Regions from separate parts of the Homo sapiens genome. Here region 1 is linked to region 2. A link is an interaction called in ENCODE POLR2A ChIA-PET data of the cell type or tissue named here. Cell type or tissue: B cell. All regions are shown on one strand.

Evidence for each region. ChIA-PET counts read pairs that join two places held together with the same protein. Peaks named below come from ENCODE experiments on the same cell type or tissue, not always from the same donor. Only the 100,000 strongest peaks of a DNase experiment are listed, where the experiment ranks them.
Region 1: POLR2A ChIA-PET joins it to region 2 with 7 read pairs; 4 of 35 experiments call an interaction of 5 or more read pairs at or near these places.

Annotation. Positions count from the first base shown.
Region 1 is chr1:26,775,563-26,783,562 of GRCh38, forward strand. ARID1A (AT-rich interaction domain 1A) reads left to right here. Exons shown (of 20, transcript NM_006015.6): 19 at 15-145; 20 at 3,461-6,542. The coding sequence ends at 5,194. Among named protein-coding and RNA genes, the nearest start is that of PIGV, 8.4 kb to the right of the region's middle. In B cell, no CTCF peak of the experiment used is centred here; no DNase peak of the experiment used is centred here; H3K27ac peaks cover 2,027 bases.
Region 2 is chr1:26,647,100-26,655,099 of GRCh38, forward strand. No RefSeq gene overlaps it. Among named protein-coding and RNA genes, the nearest start is that of ARID1A, 45 kb to the right of the region's middle. In B cell, no CTCF peak of the experiment used is centred here; no DNase peak of the experiment used is centred here.

The sequences.
Region 1 (8,000 bases), 130 kb after region 2:
GAGGTTTATTTCAGGAACCCCGGAGGCATGGCGGGTAATGATGTCCCTCAAGTCTGGTCTCCTGGCAGAGAGCACATGGGCATTAGATACCATCAACATCCTGCTGTATGATGACAACAGCATCATGACCTTCAACCTCAGTCAGGTGAGTATCAGTGCCTGGGGAAGATTGAGAGGGTTTGGGATCTTCTTAGTGTAGACAATGGGAATGTCTCATCTTTAGCCACCTTGGTCTTTCTCTTTCTCTCTTGTAGATATCTTCCATGCCAGTACTTTGCTTCCTTTGCCTCTGGGCACGGGCCCAGGATTTTGACAGCAATAATAATTTGTTTACATGATAACCTTAACACAGGATTGACTTCAAAAGGAATTTGGGAGACACTTTGTGGTATTAGTAAGAATTCAGATTCAATCGATGCCAGTGGGGACACCACATTTTCTAGAAGAATCTGTGTTTTTTTGTTTTTTTAATAGAGACGAGGTCTCACTATGTTGCCGAGGTTCATGAACTCCTGAGTTCAAGTGATCCTCCCAAAGTGCTAGGATTACAGGCATGAGCCACCAGGCCCAGCCTGAATCTGTGGTCAAATTTTTATCAGTGAGCAGAGTATGTTTTTTCCATTTTTCCCTTTCTTCTCTGAACAGTAGGGGCCTTTGTTGATCCCAGTTTTCCTTAGATGTAGAGTGGATGGGGGATTTGATTGTTTAACAATATTCTTTTTTTTTTTTTTTTGACTGAGTCTCTCTGTCGCCCAGGCTGGAGTGCAGTGGCGCTATCACAGCTCACTGCAACTTCCGCCTCCTGGGTACATGCCATTCTCCTGCCTCAGCCTCCCAAGTAGCTGGGACTACAGGCGCCCGCCACCACGCTCGGCTAATTTTTTGTATTTTTAGTAGAGACGGGGTTTCACCGTGTTAGCCAGGATGGTCTCGATCTCCTGACCTCGTGATCCAGCCGCCTCAGCCTCCCAAAGTGCTGGGATTACAGGCGTGAGCAACCGCGCCCGGCCCTACAATATTCTTACAAAGCTGATTCTTCAGACCCACCCTCCATAGGATGTGCACACTAGTGGAGGTGCTGGAAAGAGTTTGTGCTGCATCATCCTACTCTTTTTCTTTTGATCATCTTTAGTACCTACCAACCTGTATATCAAGGAGCTGACTTATTAATAGTTACCATTTATCGTGCTCTTATTTTGTGCCAGGTCCTTAATATTTTGTTTCATGTCATCCTAGCAACAGCCCTCAGAGGTAGGAGGTATGGCCATTTAGGGATGAGTAAATAGGCTCAGTCTTATCCTTGTTGAGGTTCACATAGCTGTCAGTAGAATCTATCTGATTCCTAAGCCTGATTTTATTTCCATTGCATAATATTGCCTACCATGAGAAAGGAAAAATTTTGATAGAGCAATTTTCATATGCCAGGTATTTGACATCTCCCATTTACACCTCAGAACAACCCTGTAAAGTTTAGGAATTTTTATCATTTTATACAGCTACTTCCTGGAAAAGCCAGAATTTTTTTTTTAAGAGACTCTGGCACCTAGGCTGGAGTGTAGTAGTGCCCTCATGGCTCACTGCAGCCTCAAACTCCTGGGCTCAAGCGATCCTCTTGCCTCAGTCTCCTGAGTAGCTGGGACTACAGGCAAATGCCACCATGTCCAGCTATTTATTTATTTTGAGACAGGGTCTCCATTACTCAAGCTAGAGTGCAGTGGTGCAATCACAGCTCACTGCAGTCTCAACTTCCGAGGCTCAGGTGATCCTCCCACCTCAGCTTCCCAAGTGGCTGGGACTACAGGTGCGTGCAAACATGCTCATGCTCAGCTAATTTTTTTTTTTTTTTTTTTTGAGAGATGAGGCTTCACCATGTTGCCCAGGCTGATTTCAAACTCCTGGGCTCAAGTGATTGACCTACCTCAGCCTCTCAAAGTACTAGGATTACAGGTGTGAGCCACCGTTCCAGGCCCCGGATAACTTCTTTATTTTTTTATAGAGGCAGGGTCTCACTGTGTTGCCCAGGCTGGTCTCAAACTCCTAGGCTCAAGTGATTCTCCCACTTCAACCTTCCAAAGTGTTGGGATTACTGGCTGGGTGCAGTGGCTCACGCCTGTAATCCCAGCACTTCAGGAGGCCGAGGCAGGAGGATCATTTGAGGTCAGGAGTTTGAGGCCAGCTGGCCAACATGGTGAAACTCCATCTCTACTAAAACTATAAAAATTAGGCTGGGCGCAGTGGCTCACGCCAGTAATCCTAGCACTTTGGGAGGCCAAGGTGGGTGGATCACTTGAGGTTAGGAGTTCAAGACCATCCTGGCCAATATGGTGAAACTCCATCTCCACCAAAAATATAAAAATTAGCCGGGCCTGGTGGCACACACCTCTAATCCCAGCTACTTGGGAGGCAGAGGCAGAAGAATCACTTTGAACCCAGGAGGCAGAGGTTGCAGTGAGCTGAGATCGTGCCACTGCACTCCAGCCTGGGCAACAGAGCGGGACTCTGTCTCAAAAAAAAAAAAAAAAAAATACACACACACACACTCTCACACACTAGCCCGATGTGGTGGCAGGCGCCTGTAATCCCAGCTACTTGGGAGGCTAAGGCAGGAGAAAAATCGCTTGAACCCAGGAGGCGGAGGCTGCAGCCAACTGAGATCACACCACTGTACTCCAGCCTGGATGACAGAGTGAGACTTCATCTCAAAAAAAAAAAAAAGTGTTGGGATTACAGGTGTGAGCCACTGCTTCCAGCCCCTAGATCTAATTCGAAAGCCCTTATTTTTTTTTCCATCTGCTCTACTGTTCAGCCAAAGATTGTGACTGGAGAGGAGTGTTTTCTTCTAGAGGTAAATAAATGGCCTATATATTATCCAAGGTGGAATTTGGGTCTCTGTAGCACCAGCTTGGACCAGTGTTTGGAGAGCTGAAGCCTCGTCCCACTCCTTATGCTGCAAGATCCATGGAGTTCCAGCCCCCTGGACTTGTGGGGAGCTTGGAGAAGAGAGCCATGAACATCTGCCCACATGGCATTCTCTTCTCTTAGCTTAAGTCACCATGCCTAAGCTTGGGTTCCACTTGGCAGTGAGATGGAGAGAGTGTCCTAAAAGAGATAATGGCAATGACCACCAGGTTGAAAACTGGCCTGGTGAAGAAAAGCAGAAGATTAATTGGGAAAAGAGAAGGCTAAGAGATGATTGGCCCTGGTGGGTGAGGTGCAAAGCTGTTGGCTAGTGTTCCTGGAGATAGGCTTACGTGAAGGTAGGTTGGGCAGAAGAAAGAACTTTGTGTTGGGCATAGAAGAGATTAAGATGAACAATTTGCTCTGTGGAGAACCTTTGGGAAAGGAGCAACTCTGCCTCTCCCAACTGATACAGAAGACTTGGGGAGGTCTCTCAAGTCAATAATTCTGTTCTTAGGCCACTTTTCTCCCTTAATTTATTTCCTGTTCTTTCTCTTTTTAGCTCCCAGGGTTGCTAGAGCTCCTTGTAGAATATTTCCGACGATGCCTGATTGAGATCTTTGGCATTTTAAAGGAGTATGAGGTGGGTGACCCAGGACAGAGAACGCTACTGGATCCTGGGAGGTTCAGCAAGGTGTCTAGTCCAGCTCCCATGGAGGGTGGGGAAGAAGAAGAAGAACTTCTAGGTCCTAAACTAGAAGAGGAAGAAGAAGAGGAAGTAGTTGAAAATGATGAGGAGATAGCCTTTTCAGGCAAGGACAAGCCAGCTTCAGAGAATAGTGAGGAGAAGCTGATCAGTAAGTTTGACAAGCTTCCAGTAAAGATCGTACAGAAGAATGATCCATTTGTGGTGGACTGCTCAGATAAGCTTGGGCGTGTGCAGGAGTTTGACAGTGGCCTGCTGCACTGGCGGATTGGTGGGGGGGACACCACTGAGCATATCCAGACCCACTTCGAGAGCAAGACAGAGCTGCTGCCTTCCCGGCCTCACGCACCCTGCCCACCAGCCCCTCGGAAGCATGTGACAACAGCAGAGGGTACACCAGGGACAACAGACCAGGAGGGGCCCCCACCTGATGGACCTCCAGAAAAACGGATCACAGCCACTATGGATGACATGTTGTCTACTCGGTCTAGCACCTTGACCGAGGATGGAGCTAAGAGTTCAGAGGCCATCAAGGAGAGCAGCAAGTTTCCATTTGGCATTAGCCCAGCACAGAGCCACCGGAACATCAAGATCCTAGAGGACGAACCCCACAGTAAGGATGAGACCCCACTGTGTACCCTTCTGGACTGGCAGGATTCTCTTGCCAAGCGCTGCGTCTGTGTGTCCAATACCATTCGAAGCCTGTCATTTGTGCCAGGCAATGACTTTGAGATGTCCAAACACCCAGGGCTGCTGCTCATCCTGGGCAAGCTGATCCTGCTGCACCACAAGCACCCAGAACGGAAGCAGGCACCACTAACTTATGAAAAGGAGGAGGAACAGGACCAAGGGGTGAGCTGCAACAAAGTGGAGTGGTGGTGGGACTGCTTGGAGATGCTCCGGGAAAACACCTTGGTTACACTCGCCAACATCTCGGGGCAGTTGGACCTATCTCCATACCCCGAGAGCATTTGCCTGCCTGTCCTGGACGGACTCCTACACTGGGCAGTTTGCCCTTCAGCTGAAGCCCAGGACCCCTTTTCCACCCTGGGCCCCAATGCCGTCCTTTCCCCGCAGAGACTGGTCTTGGAAACCCTCAGCAAACTCAGCATCCAGGACAACAATGTGGACCTGATTCTGGCCACACCCCCCTTCAGCCGCCTGGAGAAGTTGTATAGCACTATGGTGCGCTTCCTCAGTGACCGAAAGAACCCGGTGTGCCGGGAGATGGCTGTGGTACTGCTGGCCAACCTGGCTCAGGGGGACAGCCTGGCAGCTCGTGCCATTGCAGTGCAGAAGGGCAGTATCGGCAACCTCCTGGGCTTCCTAGAGGACAGCCTTGCCGCCACACAGTTCCAGCAGAGCCAGGCCAGCCTCCTCCACATGCAGAACCCACCCTTTGAGCCAACTAGTGTGGACATGATGCGGCGGGCTGCCCGCGCGCTGCTTGCCTTGGCCAAGGTGGACGAGAACCACTCAGAGTTTACTCTGTACGAATCACGGCTGTTGGACATCTCGGTATCACCGTTGATGAACTCATTGGTTTCACAAGTCATTTGTGATGTACTGTTTTTGATTGGCCAGTCATGACAGCCGTGGGACACCTCCCCCCCCCGTGTGTGTGTGCGTGTGTGGAGAACTTAGAAACTGACTGTTGCCCTTTATTTATGCAAAACCACCTCAGAATCCAGTTTACCCTGTGCTGTCCAGCTTCTCCCTTGGGAAAAAGTCTCTCCTGTTTCTCTCTCCTCCTTCCACCTCCCCTCCCTCCATCACCTCACGCCTTTCTGTTCCTTGTCCTCACCTTACTCCCCTCAGGACCCTACCCCACCCTCTTTGAAAAGACAAAGCTCTGCCTACATAGAAGACTTTTTTTATTTTAACCAAAGTTACTGTTGTTTACAGTGAGTTTGGGGAAAAAAAATAAAATAAAAATGGCTTTCCCAGTCCTTGCATCAACGGGATGCCACATTTCATAACTGTTTTTAATGGTAAAAAAAAAAAAAAAAAATACAAAAAAAAATTCTGAAGGACAAAAAAGGTGACTGCTGAACTGTGTGTGGTTTATTGTTGTACATTCACAATCTTGCAGGAGCCAAGAAGTTCGCAGTTGTGAACAGACCCTGTTCACTGGAGAGGCCTGTGCAGTAGAGTGTAGACCCTTTCATGTACTGTACTGTACACCTGATACTGTAAACATACTGTAATAATAATGTCTCACATGGAAACAGAAAACGCTGGGTCAGCAGCAAGCTGTAGTTTTTAAAAATGTTTTTAGTTAAACGTTGAGGAGAAAAAAAAAAAAGGCTTTTCCCCCAAAGTATCATGTGTGAACCTACAACACCCTGACCTCTTTCTCTCCTCCTTGATTGTATGAATAACCCTGAGATCACCTCTTAGAACTGGTTTTAACCTTTAGCTGCAGCGGCTACGCTGCCACGTGTGTATATATATGACGTTGTACATTGCACATACCCTTGGATCCCCACAGTTTGGTCCTCCTCCCAGCTACCCCTTTATAGTATGACGAGTTAACAAGTTGGTGACCTGCACAAAGCGAGACACAGCTATTTAATCTCTTGCCAGATATCGCCCCTCTTGGTGCGATGCTGTACAGGTCTCTGTAAAAAGTCCTTGCTGTCTCAGCAGCCAATCAACTTATAGTTTATTTTTTTCTGGGTTTTTGTTTTGTTTTGTTTTCTTTCTAATCGAGGTGTGAAAAAGTTCTAGGTTCAGTTGAAGTTCTGATGAAGAAACACAATTGAGATTTTTTCAGTGATAAAATCTGCATATTTGTATTTCAACAATGTAGCTAAAACTTGATGTAAATTCCTCCTTTTTTTCCTTTTTTGGCTTAATGAATATCATTTATTCAGTATGAAATCTTTATACTATATGTTCCACGTGTTAAGAATAAATGTACATTAAATCTTGGTAAGACTTTTGTGAAGCTTTTTATTGTTTTCAAACTAAAACTTGACCTTTTGTCGGGGGGCAGGGGGATAGTCCTGTTTTTGCAAACCTCCCTTAGTGTGAGATCTCCCCTAAATAGTGGCATTCCTGGACCCTGTCATTTATTTACTATATTCCAAAATAAGACAACCATTTATCTGGAGGCAATCTCCAACTTAATCACTTATAATATCTCTGGACTGGCTCTTTTCCCTGACTCCAGACTAGAGCATTCAGCCACCTTTCTTGTCATCCCTGCTTGGAAGTTTACTTTGAACATGCCAAAGCTAAAATGTCCTGTCTTCCCCCACTAGAAACCTGCTTCTCCCATAGTTTTGGTTTTTTTGTTTGTGTTTTCCTTTTAGTAAATGGCAACTCCATTCTATCACTTGGCTAAAAAAATCCTTGACTTCTTTCACTTCCACATCCAATCTGTTAGCACTCTTCATAAAATAATCCTCAATCCCACACTACTGTAGTTCAAGATACTGTCATATCTTGGATTCTTGAAATACCTCCAAATTGGCCTCCCTGCTTCTGCTTTGCCTGGTTGAACCTATTCTCAACAGAGCAACCAAAAGGACCCCTATAAAAGGTAAGTCAGATCAAACGCCTTCAGTGCTTCTGACTCAGTAAGTAAAAATCCAGACTCTTAAAAAGTGGCCTACAAGGCCCTGAGTTATCTAGCTTACCTCTACCTTTCCTGCACCATCTGTCTTGCCCGTTGCTCACCCCACTGTATAGAGATGTTTCCACCTTGGAGTCTTTGTACTTTATACTCTCTCACCAAATAACTGCATGGCTCAAGTCCTCGACTGCTTCAAGTCTTTGTCCAAATATATAAGTAAGGCTTTTCATGGTCACCTTACTTAGAATAGCAATCTCTGCCCCCCACTATGTTTCCCTTGTCTGCCTTATTTTTCCTGTGGCACTTGTTACTGTCTGGCCTGTTGTGTGTTGTACTTACCTGTCACCTTCCACTGAAATGTAAACTGAGGGTGGTGGGAGGGGTGTTTTGTTCACTGCTGCATCCTGGTGCTAACACATAGACTGGCACATAGCATCTACTTAAGTAGTAGTTGAATGATACTGTCGATGTTGGCTAGATGCAGTTGCTTTTATGAGGCTAATGTCACAATATATAGTTTCTCTGTTCACCCCCTTCCTTAGGGAAACAATAGAGAAGCCTCAAGTTCCTCAGGAGAAATCAGAAGCAGAAAGAGAAAAAATGCTATCATTGTGGACACTTAGAAGTGAAATTTGAAACAAGAAACAACAGTTTTCTATTGTGTACCTACTTATATTCTGGACATAGCACATCACAATCCTACAACAATCCTGTGCCTGTGAAGTCAGTATGTGGCTCCCATTTTACAGTTGAAGAAAGAGGCTAAGAAAAGTGAAAGGCTTTTTAAGTTCATACACCAAGCAAGTTCCACCTGAC
Region 2 (8,000 bases):
CACCCCCAAAGAAAACCCTCTACTCATTAGCAGTCATGCCCTAAACCCTATTCCTTTAGCCTCTGGTGATCACTAATCTACTTTGTACATATTTTATATAAAATAAGTCACACAATTTGTGGCCTGGTGTGACTGGCTTCTTTCACTTAGCATAATGTTTTCAGTTCCATGCATGTTATAGCAGGTATCAGTATTTCACTCGTTTTTATTGCTGAATAATATTCCATTTTGTGGCTATGTCACATTTTGTTTATCCATCAGCTGATGGACCCTAGAATTGTTTCCACTTTTTGGCTATTATGAATTCAATGCTATGGAGAGCTGAGCGACCAAGGCTGAGAGCGAGATGCCAGTGGTTGTGGGTCCCTAGGGACAGTCTCAGCCAGGCTGCTTTGACTGCATGGAGATAGGCTTTGATAATGGGTTGAACAGTGGCCATGGTGGCCACGGTGCTCCTCAGCACCCTCTGTCTCAGGATTGGGATGCAGGATCAGGAGGTGATGGGCGGCATTGGGAAAACCATGATGCAGAGTAGAGGCATCTTTGATACATTCATGACGATGGGGATGGGCTAACGATGCTAACCATGGTTGCCCACGACATCTACATCTTCCCATCGATCCCAGTCTATGCACTGTAATAAAACAAAGTCTTTGAGTTAAAAAATGGACACACAAACAAAAAATATTGATGCCATGAATGTTCATGTACAAGTTTTTGTGTGAATATTAATTTATACAGAAATTTTCATTAGTGTACTAACCAAAGTATTAATACAGAAGTAGTTGAATGTGGTCAGCATCATGCAGTGAATTTTTGTTGGTTTTGACTGCCCAACAGTCTTTCTCTTTCCTCTTAGTAACAGGATGCGTATTCTCTTATGTGTAACCACATAAGGAAGCTGACTCCACTCTTACATCCAGGGGTAACTTGGCTTAAGCCCGGCACACGCTTATCCCCATAGACATTGACTAGATCAGTGATGAACAGGTGACCTTAATTCAGGCCAGTGAGATATAAAAAGACCTTTGCTGGGGCTTCTGGAAAGCATACTTTCTTGTTATTCTGAAGGAGTTTCCTTGAGAGATATTATCTTCCTATTTGAGGTGAAGAAAACACAGATAGCCCTTCTAGAAGCTGCTGTAACCATACTGACGTCACAAAAGAACAAATTTAGGCGCCGGGCGTGGTGGCTCACGCCTGTAATCCCAGCACTTTGGGAGGCCGAGACAGGTGGATCACCTGAAGTCAAGAGTTCGAAACCAGCCTGGCCAACATGGTGAAAACTTGTCTCTACTAAAAATACAGAAATTAGCTGGGTGCGGGGTGGGTGCCTGTAATCCCAGCTACTCAGGAGGCTGAGGCAGAAGAATTGCTTGAACGCCGAAGGCGGATGTTGCAGTGAGCTGAGATTGCGCCATTGCACTCCAGCCTGGGCGACAGCGGGAGACTCTGTCTCCAACACACACACACACACACACACACACACACACACACACACACACACACACACACAAATTTAGGGATATCAAATATTTCAGAAGGAGAAATGGAAAGAAACCAGGTCTTTGGTAACATCATTGAGCCTTAACACTGAGGACAAAGCTTTGCCTGAATTTTCAGCTGATGACTAAATTCCCTTAATTGTTTAAGATATTTCGAGGCCGGGCGCAGTGGCTCACGCCTGTAATCCCAGCACTTTGGGAGGCCGAGGCGGGTGGATCACGAGGTCAGGAGATCGAGACCATCCTGGCTAACACGGTGAAACCCCGTCTCTACTAAAAATACAAAAAATCAGCCGGGCGAGGTGGTGGGCGCCTGTAGTCCCAGCTACTCCAGAGGCTGAGGCAGGAGAATGGCGTGAACCCCGGGGGGCGGAGCCTGCAGAGAGCCGAGATCGCGCCACTGCACTCCAACCTGGGCGACAGAGAAACTCCGTCTCAAAAAAAAAAAAAAAGAGATATTTCAAGATGATTTTTCTGTTGTTTGCTATAAAAATATTACACCACAATATTAACGAAAACTATTTTTTTTTTCTTTGAGACAGACTCTCATTCTGTTACACAGGCTAGAGTACAGTGGCGTGATCATGGCTCACTGCAGCCTCAACCTCCCGGGCTCAAGCAGTCCTCCCACCTCAGCCTCCCCAGTAGGTGGGACTACAGGTGCACGCCACTACGCTCAGCTAATTTTTTAATTAAATTTTTTTTCTTTTGTAGAGACAAGGTTGCCCAAGCTGGTCTCAAACTCCTCCCAGAGTGCTGGGATTTCAGGTGTGAGCCATCATGCCTGATCAGAAACCATTATTTTTATAGCACTTTATAATGTAACTCTGAGCTATGTGAATTCAGTGGTAGATACGTTGAATTCTGCCTCTGGGAGTCATGAAAGGATTCATTCCGGGCACGGTGGCTCATGCCTATAATCCTAGCACTTTGGGAGGCCGAGGTAGGCAAGTCACTTGAGGTCAGCCTGGCCAACATGGTGAAACTCTGTCTCTACTAAAAATACAAAAAAACTAGCCAAGCATGGTGGTGGGTGTCTATAATCCTAGCTACTCAGGAGGCTGAAGCAAGAGAATCGCGTGAACCTGGGAGGCCGGAGTTGCAGTGAGCCGAGATGGCGCCACGGCACTCCAGCCTGGGCGACAGCAAGACTCCGTCTCAAAAAAAAAAAAAAAAGATTCATGTAAAAAGTGACATTTGAATTGCAACTTGCCACTTAGAAAGTATTTACTAAGTATAGACCAGGCATGGTGGCTCACGCCTGTAATCCCAGCACTTTGGGAGGCCGAGATGGGCAGATCACGAGGTCAGGAGTTCAAGACCAGCCTGACCAACATGGTAAAACCCTGCCTCTACTAAAAATACAAAAATTAGCCGGGCATAGTGGTGCGCACCTGTAATCCCAGCTACTCAGGAGGCTGAGGCAGGAGAATCACTTGATCCTGGGAGGCAGAGGTTGCAGTGAGCCAAGATCGCACCACTGCACTACAGCCTGAGCAACACAGCCAGACTCCATCTCAGAAAAAAAAAAAAAGGTATTTACTAAGTACAATAAGCTAAACAAAATTAAGCAGATTTCTTTCACTGTAGACCTTCTGAGGGCCTTTATTATACTAATATGAATTATGACTATATCCAAGAGAGGGATATAATATGCAGTATTTACTAAATTTACTTCACCCTGAACACCTAGCATTATTTCAAGGAATATGGTTGGCTCAGGAAACACTGGTAGTAGAATGTTAACAGATGGCTAGAAGAGAAGAACAAGATCATCCTGGCCAATTTATTAAGAAGTTTTTATGGTGGGGGGTGCGGTGGCTCACACTTGTAATCATAGCACTTTGGGAGGCCAAAGCAGGTGGATCACAAGGTCAGGAATTCAAGACTAACCTGGCCAACACAGTGAAACCCCATCTCTACTAAAAATACAAAAACTAGCTGGGCGTGGAGGCAGGTGCCTGTAATCCCAGCTACTTGGGAGGCTGAGGCAGGAGAATCGCTTGAGCCCAAGAGGCAGAGATTGCAGTGAGCTGAGATCACACCATCGCACTCCAGCCTGGGGGACAAGAGGGTGAGTTCGTCTAAAAATAATAATAATAATAATAAATATTATTTGTATGGAAGAAAATATAGAAAGTTAGAAGGGAAGGCCGGGCCCGGTGGCTCATGCCTGTAATCCCAGCACTTTGTGATGCCGAGGCGGGCAGATCACCTGAGGTCAGGAGTTCAAGACCAGCAGGGCCAACATGGTGAAATCCCGTCTCTACTAAATATACAAAACTTAGCCGGGAGTGGTGGCACACACCTGTAGTCCCAGCTACTCAAAAAGCTGAGGCAGGAGAATCGCTTGAGCCCGGTGACGGAAGTTGCAGTGAGCCGAGATCGCACCACTGCACTCCAGCCTGGGTAACAGAGCAGGACCCTGTCTAAAAAAAATAAATAAATAAAATAAAGAAAGAAAGAAAAAGAGAGAGAGAGAGAAAAAAGAAAATTAAAAGGGATGAAAATGTGAGAAGAAAAAAAATAGGAATTTGTAAGGATGGAGAGGGAGATGGGAAAAGTGTGAAGTAGCCATAAAGCTAACTAATGTGTTTGATGACTCGTTCAGAATCTGAGAGTGCCAAGTCTAGTAGAGTAAAAGACATTAGGAAATTGCCTCTAAATTATATCATTGTCAGTTCTTTCTCAAAACGTACCTGTTAATTTAATTTAATTTAATTATTTATTTATTGTTGAGATGGAGTCTTGCTCTGTCGCCCAGGCAGGAGTGCAATGGTGCAATCTCGGCTCACCGCAACCTCTGACTCCTGGGTTCAAGCAATTCTCCTGCCTCAGCCTCCCCAGTAGCTGGGATTACAGGCAGCCGCCACCATGCCTGACTAATTTTTGTATTTTTAGTAGGGACGAGGTTTCACCATGTTGGCCAGGCTGGTCTCGAACTCCTGACCTCAGGTCATCCACCTGCCTCAGCCTCCCAAAGTGCTGGAATTACAGGAGTGAGCCACCGCATCAAGCCTACACACCTGTTTATTTATTCTTAGAAGGAAGAGGAACTATTTTTTGTAAGTATTAAGGTCCAGTGAATGACAAACCAGTGAATTAAGTTATTTTTTGAGCTTGAATTTCATAGAATCATGGAACATAAGATCTGAAGAAACTTGGAAATTGTCTCATAAAACTAATCTAGTGTTCTTCCCTCTCATTCATTCATTTATTAATTCACCAAGTATTTGTTGAGTGTGCCTGGCAAAATCTCAGGTCACATAGGTGAAAAAATAGTTCCGATCCTGAAGGATAAAATAACCGCTATGAAAAGCTTTATGCAAGTTTCAAAGGGCATACAGATGAAGAGTTGTCTGGTTTTTTGTTGTTGTTGTTGTTGTTGTTGTTGTTGTTGTTGTTGTTTTGCAATGATGTCTCGCTCTGTTACCCAGACTGGAGTGCAGTGGCACATTCTTGGCTTACTGCAACCTCCACCTCCTGGGTTCAAGCGATTCTCCTGCCTCAGCCTCCCCAGTAGCTGGGATTATAGGCACTTGCCACCATGCCCAGCTAATTTTTGCATTTTTAATAGAGACGGGGTTTCACCACGTTGCTCAGGCTGGTCTCGAACTCCTGACTTCAAGTGTTCCGCCTGCTTCAGCCTCCCAAAGTGCTGGGATTACAGGTGTGAGCCACTGTACCCAGCCTGTTTGTTTTTGAGATGAAGTTGCAATACTTGAGCTAAGTCTTCAAAAAGGAACAGGCGTTTACCCGGTGAACAGGATGGGAAGAAATTCTGGCTGAAGGGATAGCATATGAAAAAGCACTGGAATATGATATAGGAGGGTATATTTAGAGAAGAGAATGTAATTTGGTATATAAGAGATGCCAGTCATTTCTCCTATACTTGCATCCCCTTCTTAGCAACCTGCCCTTCCCAAAGTCAATACATAGTGGATACCCTATATATTGAATGGCTCTGTAGTCCTGGCCACAAAATCAGGAATGAGCCCTTGACTAGAGCTAACGAGATTTTTATCATTCAGGAATAAAGTAAACTGTATAGACTTTCATTGTTGTTAATGGCATACAATGTAATTTCAGCCAGCCCTCCTACTGAATACAGCTAATCAGCTGGATGAAAAATAAAATGCATCCTCTAAAAGTATATCATAACTAACGAAATAGTGAGGAATTAACTGGGCCAAGATTTTGGATTGGTAAGGAATTTGAAGTGAGGAGCTAGCACTCGATGCTTTGTCTGAGGCATTTGCTGATGCAGAACAAGTAATTAGAAAGCTAAGATGTATGTTTGGCAGCCTTAAGAGCCCATGGGGACAAAAGTTGGAGTCCAGGACTAATAAAGGGTGGCAGCCCTTCTATATCACCCTCGGATTTGGCCTAGGACTTTAAAACCCTGCATTGTAGGTATAAGGGAGTACAAGTAAAGTAACTCTCATGTAGACTGCAGACTGAATTCAAATCATCTAAGTGGCCCAGAAAAATCTCAAGGCCTGAACTTACATTAAGTTGCCCCTAATTGCTAGTGGCAAGAGTAAAACCAAATCCACTTTGGAGAAAAAATAACATCATCCCAGGCCTCAATTGTTTCTGTAATTTTCTTTCTTTCCCTTCCTTCCTATTTCTCCTTCCTTCCTTCCTTCCTTCCTTCCTTCCTTCCTTCTTTTTTGTTTGTTTTTGAGACACAGTCATTCAGGCTGGAGAACAGTGGCACGATCTCAGCTCACTACAACCTTCGCCTCCTGGGTTCAAATGATTCTTCTGCCTCTCAGCCTCCTGAGTAGCTGGGATTACGGGTGTGTGCACCACGCCCGGCTAGTTTTTGTATTTTTAGTAGAGTCAAGGTTTCACTGTGTTGGCCAGGCTGGTCTCAAACTCCTGGCCTCAAGTGATCCGCCCGCCTTGGCTTCCCAAAGTGCTGAGATTACAGGCACAAGCCACCGCACCCAGCCTATAATTTTCTTTCAAATACAATGTTCAGTACAAGAATAACCAGGTTTCTAGGAACAAGAATCAAAATAGCTTAAACAAAAAGACAACCAGGCACACAAGGAGACAAAATACCAGAAATAAGGAGGACAAATAACAGATAATAGAAACAGACCCACAGGGATTCCATATTCTGCAATGACTAGATACGGACTATAAACAACTCTGTGTACTATGTTTAAGGAGATCAAAGCCAAACTTGAAAGATTTGGCAGAGAACTGGAATTATAAAAACTGAAATTAAAAAGGAATATATTGGCTGAGCGCAGTGGCTCATGCCTGTAATCCCAGCACTTGGGGAAGCCAAGGCAGGTGGATCATCTGAGGTCAGGAGTTCAAGACCAGCTTGGCCAACATGGTGAAACCCCATCTCTACTAAAAATACAAAAAATTAGCCGGGTGTGGTGGCAGGTGCCTGTAACCCCAGCTACTTGTGAGGCTGAGGCAGGAGAATCACTTGAACCTGGGAGGCAGAGGTTGCAGTGAGCCGAGATCACGCCATTGCACTCCAGCCTGGGCAACAAGAGTGAAACTCCTTCTCTAAAAATAAAAATAAATATAAATATATTAATAGTAGATTTATAAGTGAACAAAATAGAAACTCTAGCTTGAGACAGTAGTGAGCACTGAAATATGTAAAGATCAAAGAGAATCAGCCTACTGATATTGTTGGTCCACCTACAAGTTCAGGAAGAAATACAAAAAGAAACAGAGATTAAAATGCATGTGACTCCAGGGAAAGAAAGATGGAGAGAGAGTAGGTACTCGACTGTTTTCCGGTTCAGCCTCTTCCCACTACAAAGGATGCCACAAGAAGCTGGGCACAGTGGCTCACACCTGTAATCTTAGCACTTTGGGAGTCTGAGGCAGGAGGAATTGCTTGAGGCCAGAAGATCGAGACCAGCCTGGGCAACAGAGCAAGACCCTGTCTCTAAAAAAAAAGTGGGCTACAATGCCACTGCCCTCCAGCTTAAGCAACAGAGTGAGACCCTGTCTCAGAAAAGAAAAAAAAAAGGATGCCACAATAAATATATTTGTATGCATAGTCTTACGTATTGATGTTTAATTTTTTTTGCCTCCCCTCCCTCCCTTGGTGTTTTTATATCTATAGAAAAGATTCCCAAAAGTGAAATTGCTGCATTAAAATTATGTGTTACATTTTTAAAGATATTACCACAGTACTTTCCAGAAGGAGATAGCAATTTTTATTTCCCCCAGCAATGTGTGAGAATTCTCATCTCCCCACATTTTTTCTAGTACTGAATGATTTGATAACCCAAATAGTTTAAAATGGTATCTTTAAAAGTCTATTCTGCATAAAGACAGATGTGACCAATGGAATAGAATAGAGAGCCCAGAAATAAACTCTCAAGTATATGATTAAATGATTTTCAACAAGGGTATCAAGATCATTTAATGGGGTCGGGCACAGTGGCTCATGCCTATAATCCCAGCACTTTGGGAAGCTGAGCCTAGGAGTTCAAGATCAAACATGATGAG